Linked DNA regions of Homo sapiens: region 2 is linked to region 1. The links are chromatin contacts, found by Hi-C or POLR2A ChIA-PET in ENCODE. All regions are on one chromosome and are shown on one strand. The core of a region is the stretch at or near the end of the contact, and the rest is flanking DNA. Distances in the headings are between cores, read along the strand shown.

What was found. A loop is a pair of places that touch in the nucleus more often than their neighbours do. ChIA-PET counts read pairs that join two places held with the same protein, here RNA polymerase II (POLR2A). Pooled maps may share reads with other maps.
Region 2: a pooled map shows a loop between it and region 1 (5-fold over the local background). The contact joins the enhancer-like site here to the promoter of MYBBP1A in region 1. A Hi-C loop is called at or near these places in 3 of 50 pooled maps. POLR2A ChIA-PET finds 5 or more read pairs at or near these places in 3 of 52 experiments (GM12878, HEK293 and IMR-90).

The regions. Positions count from the first base shown.
Region 1 is chr17:4,554,134-4,556,828 of GRCh38, forward strand. MYBBP1A (MYB binding protein 1a) reads right to left here and starts at 1,251. Exons shown (of 26, transcript NM_014520.4): 1 at 994-1,251; 2 at 728-823; 3 at 62-145. The coding sequence starts at 1,191. It also overlaps a transcript of GGT6 not described here.
Region 2 is chr17:4,175,656-4,178,350 of GRCh38, forward strand. It overlaps ANKFY1 (ankyrin repeat and FYVE domain containing 1), which reads right to left. Exons shown (of 25, transcript NM_001330063.2): 19 at 1,471-1,647. Among named protein-coding and RNA genes, the nearest start is that of CYB5D2, 34 kb to the left of the region's middle. RefSeq lists enhancers at 843-1,344, 1,345-1,844. Within about 2 kb of position 1,321, at least 3 of the 41 ENCODE cell types and tissues checked have a DNase peak (open chromatin) inside an H3K27ac peak, as active enhancers do.

The sequences.
Region 1 (2,695 bases), core at 1-2,500:
ACTCCCCATTCCCCAAGCCTCCCACCCCTGGGGCTGCTGACCTCCCTGGCCCCACTCTCACCTTCTTCACCTGATGCAGGTCATATTTTTCTTGTATCTGCTGCAGGATGCTGCACAAGGGGAGGTCTTCAAAAGACTGTAACAGCTGCCAGGAGTTGTGTGGCAGGAGGAAGAGGGTTCAGGAGAGTGGCCCAACTACGTCTTCACAAACCTTAACCTCCCTTCCCCCTTCAACTTCTCCCAAGAAGCCTCAGGTCCCTAGTCCCACCTTCTATGTACCTTCTATGGCCCCTAGATTACTAGTCTGAAATGCTCAGCCACTGGGTCTTCTCTCCGCACGTGGTCTGAGCTCCCCTCAGGCTGATCCTGCAGGCCTGGGTCTTTATTGCTCTGCCCCTTGTCAAGGCGCCTCAGAGAGTGGTCTACTCCAATCAGCTGAATGCCTCTGCAGGCCTAAGGGAGCCCACCCAGCGCTCACTGCTCCCAGAAAGTGTACCTAAGAGGCCGGGCAACCCAAGCACCAAATAGAAAACCTGGCCAGGCCTTGCTCACACCTTCTCCACTTTCATGAAGAGGCCTCCCTCAGGTTGGCCTCCAGTCTGCTCTGCCACTCCCGACCTCTCTCTCGGGCTGCCCCTCCGCCACAGCTGAGACACCACACCCGCCCTCCTCATACCCCACCATTTTGACCTGGATGGCTGGGACCCTGCCAGGAGCACCACCTCACCTGTGCCAGGGCCAAACTGTAGCAGGGCCGGGCTGTTTCTCGCCCGACCCCGAGTCCCGTGATTAGACGCTTCAGGGCATATTTCATCTCGGACCCCTGCGGAACCAAGCACACCCTCGTGTTCAATGGTGACAACAAGGTGCACGCCCCCGCGCACCCTGGCATCCAGGTTCGCGACCACGTGCCCCCAGTCTCAACTCCCTGGGCCCGCCGCCGCTTCCTTGCCGGGATATGCGCAGCCTCTGCCCCAGACCCCGCCACTCCACCTTCGGCCTGCCACGCAGATACTCCAGCAGCTTCTCCGTGGCCGCAAGTCGCGTCTCCTGCTCAGGCTTCGCAATGTCCCAGAAGAAGTCCAAGAACTCGCGACTGTGCTTCAATAGGCCATAGCGGTCGGCAGGCCGGGCGCCACTCTGCGTCGCTTCTCCAGGCGACATCGGCTGGGCGGGATCCCGGCTCTCCATCTCCGCCACACTCACCGAAACACGAAACACGTGTGCTCCGGCCCCAGCCGCTTCCAGGTCAGGGCACGGCGCATGCGCACCGGTTTGTGTCGGCTCGGAGGCGGAAGAACCCGGAGGGGCGGGGGAACCAAGAGAGACCGGCCCAGAGTTAAAAGAGCGGCATTTCCGCCGTAGCTCTGAGCGGAAGTCCCTCGCCTAGCGGCGTCCCATCTTTCCCAGCCTTCTGCTCACACCCGCTCCGCCCTGGCGGCTGTGGCATCTGCCCCTTTGGAGCCCCAGGGGGGCATTTCTAAGGGCCCATCTCGGAAACAAACCTAGGTGTAGCACTTCGATCCGACTCGTCCCAGAGCGGCCCCTGCGCTCCGAACATTGAGCCATTCAACAATTACTGGGCTCCTGCTGGCGTGCCGTGCTAGGCGGTTGGAACAAAGCCTCTGCTCTCGTGGAGGAACACGGAGCCAAATGCATTTAAAAAGATCATAATTATGAAGAGAATTAGGAATGCAAGGGTCAGGAGGAGGCTTTTAAGTGCTGGAACGTGAATACATCACCCGTTAAAAACACGGCTAATTACTATTCAATAGGGTCTCCAATAATGATTTGAGGGGTTGGTCAGGGAAGGCCTCTGTGAGGAAGTGGCATTTGGGATGAGAGCTGAGTGACAAGAAGGGCCCCCCTCCCCCGTACTCCTGCAAGGATCTAAGGGGACGAAATCCCAAGCCTTGCAACTACAGAGACCCAGGGCTGGAGGGGCTGAGGCTGGCGAGAAGCAAGGCTGCATGGGGCCCCGGGCTGGGATTTCATTCTGAGGGTGATGGGAAGTCACTGGTGAGTTTAATGCAGGGGCAAGCCTGGATCCGATTTACATTTTAACAAGATGATGCTGGCTGCTGTGTGGGGGATGGACTGTAGGTCTGCGCAGGTGGAAGCACGGGAAGACCATTTAGAGATAGTGGTGGACTGGACCCAGGGAAAATGAGAACAGGTCAGATTTGGGCTGATGTGGAGCAGGTGGGGTGGGTGATGGAGTTAGATGTCGGGGGAGAGGAAATGAGGGGGATGCCAGGTTTGAGACTGAAATAACTGGGTACATTGTGGTGCCATTACGGAGAAGAATTTTCTTGGGAGTGGGAGGTAAAGGTGGTGGGATCAAACGGTCTATTAAATCAGAGAAGCCTTTTACAATGGCAGGGGAGGGGAACTGCTACTGGTCACCCTCGCTTCTTGGTTTGAGAAGCTGTTTATAGAGGGCTGTGGTCCAGAGAGGACCTAACCCTTGGGGGAGGTCAGGGCTAACCTTCGCCTTGAATTTCCACACGCTCAACTCCAACCCCTTTGTACCCAAGCCCCTGGGGCGCCTTCTCACCCTCTCAGCCGCTTCCCTGCTTTGCTGTCTGTTCTAGAAAGTGAAATGAAAACATTCACCTTGCACATCTGGTGCCCCAGGAGGCAGGAGGTGAGCGGAGCAGGGGGAAGCTGAAAGATACCAACCCAGGCTCTCCCC
Region 2 (2,695 bases), core at 71-2,570, 380 kb before region 1:
TGGGCGCCCAGTCTAATCACTGATCGATAAGACATATGAGTGGATATGGGACTCTCCATACGGGACGTCTCACAGATGTATATTCATGGTCCCTGGTGCTGTGTTAGGGATCATAACTGGCCCCACAGCTGGTTAACTGGGAGGAGAGAGTGGGGAAGGGGTTTCAGTATGAACAGGGTCAAACAGGATGCAGCATCAATTCAGAGGAAGGAGCACACGGACACTGGAAGACCCGCTGTTTCTAGTGTTTCTGGGCGATCCTATCATCTGTCATGCCGGGCCCCAGGAAGGCGGGGTCCTTGGTCAGGGACCGTAACCTCCTCCAGCCCTACAGAGGCATAAAGACTGATGAACACGAGGCCGATTCCCTACGACTTTGGGACCCAGCTCCGCCTCCTTGGCTGCTTCCCCCACATCCAATCTGTTCCTGGCACCATCATACCCACCGCTCCTTAGCCCTCAGTTCACACTCACTGCCACGGCCTCCGCTCGGTCTCGTCACTGGTGAGCCCGCCCCACACCTGTGTGCCTCACTCCCAAGGCGCCTTCTTCAAATGCTGCCTCAGCTCAAACACAATCAGGTCACAAGGCTTTTCTAAAAAGCACTTTTCAGAAACAGTGACACCAAGGCGCCAAAGGCTGCTCAGGTGCCTTAGCGGCCAGTTCTGCGGCATGTGTCTGGGGCTGACAGGAGGGACCAGCGACAGCCAGCTCTGAGGAGCAGAGACCAGACGATGAGGCCCTGTCTCAGCTCTGGACCTTGTTCTCTCAGCTCAAACACTTACAATGGTTTCTCCACTGCCTAAAAGATACTGGCTGCTCACAGTTCTCGGTTTGAAATGTGACACCCCACGATCTGCTTTCTTCCTGCCCCTCTAACCACAGCTCTTTCAACTCTACTAAAACTTCAACCAAACTTTCCTACGTAAACACACCACATGCACTTCCCAATCTCCACATCTTTACTGAGACCCTCCCCGGCCTGGGTGGAAAAAGCAGGCTTTGGAGTCCAATGGAAAAGGCTAAAATCCAGCACTACTTGCTTAGATAGCCTCGGGGGTAAAATTCTTTCTCGGCCTACATTTTCTCCTTTGTAAAATGTAAAACATTTCTCATACCCCTCTGTGGTTTTGAAAATTAAGAGAGACAGCTCACTTCAAAGTCCCAGTTGAATGCCTGACAGAGAACACAAGTGGATCTCCACTTCCTCGGTGCTCCCACCCTGCCTCCACCATTGAAATCCTGCTTTCTGGAAGGGCCCCATCTAGCATCTGGCAGCCCACGCAGCCCAGTGGGGCGCTCAGGACGTGCAGCCCTTGACACCAGTTTCCTGAGTGCACCAGCCTCGCTCCCCAAATTCCCCAGGTGCTTTCACAACACCGGGCAAAGCACCTGTGATGAGATTCTGCACAAGCTCTACAATATGCTTTGACAACATATTATTACATGCAATACTTCTGTGTCACTTACCAAATTGCGGACAATAATTTCTGAGCCTGCTTGGACAGCGAGGTGCAGGGGGGTCAACTTGGAGGCATCCTGGACTCTTGAATTCACATTAGCGTGGACACTGATCAGGAACAGCACACTTTCAATATCAGAGTTCTGAACTGCCACATGAAGGAAATTCCGGCCCTTGTTATCCACCTACAGCAACAAGTGCAAAGCAAAATATTAGTTCCCTTTTCAGAGTACCTCCTGAGCTTCATCTGCAAGCTGAACTGACCACTGGAGAGGTCACGATGGAGACCTTCCCTCAGTCTTAGGAAACCCCCTCCCAAGAATGAACATGAAACGCCATCCCCCAACCCACCCACAGACCCACTCTACACATCTGTGCACAGAACCAGGTGTGCGTGGCCACACCCACGTGGTCAGGAGAAGGGAGCCACTGTGGCAGCCTCCTGTAGTAGGAACTGGATGTGGAAAACCAAGAAAAAGACAATCTGAAGGATAGGGAAACGCAAGCACCAAGATATCAGGAAACTCATGGAGAGGGAAAATGGAGACAAGCCTTGGGAGTCTCTTTGCTTTGGCTAAAACAAGCACCCAGCATCCTGATGCCCCAGCTGCACTGCCGGCCTGACCCGAGCAGTCAAACAAAGGGTTGAGAAACGTGGAGAAAGTTTCCTCTTACTGAGCTACGCTCTATACACAATGCGGGAGGGAGCCAACAGCAGGGCCCGGGCTTTGCTCCGCTGATGGAAAGCCAACAGAGCTCAATGAAATCAAAGCACACCGTCTCCTGTAGTTCCCAGAGCCGTCTTAGCATGAGTGTGGAGGCGGCAGCGAGGGCGACCCCAGTGCCACACACACGGCACGCCGCTTCACAGGCCCACACGTCACACACGGCACGTGCCAGTCTCATAAGCAGCGGATCCACAAAGCGCTTTCATCAGCAGTCCAGTTTCACACTGGAGAGAAGAAACGGGAGAGGCCATTTCACACCACCTGAGCAAACGTGAGGTCACCACCTACGCAATCCAGTCACACTTGTGAAAATGCTGAAGACGGTGGTTACGGAAGCCTAAGACACCAAGCAATCATCTCCACCCATGCGAGGATCTCACTTCACGCGGGTCCCAAGTTCCATCTCACCTTCATGAATGCCACTGATAAATGCGCCAGTACTCTAGGTGCTGGCTGGAGAGCCAAGTTCCTGCAGGACTGACCTGATAAACCCACCCCCTCCTAC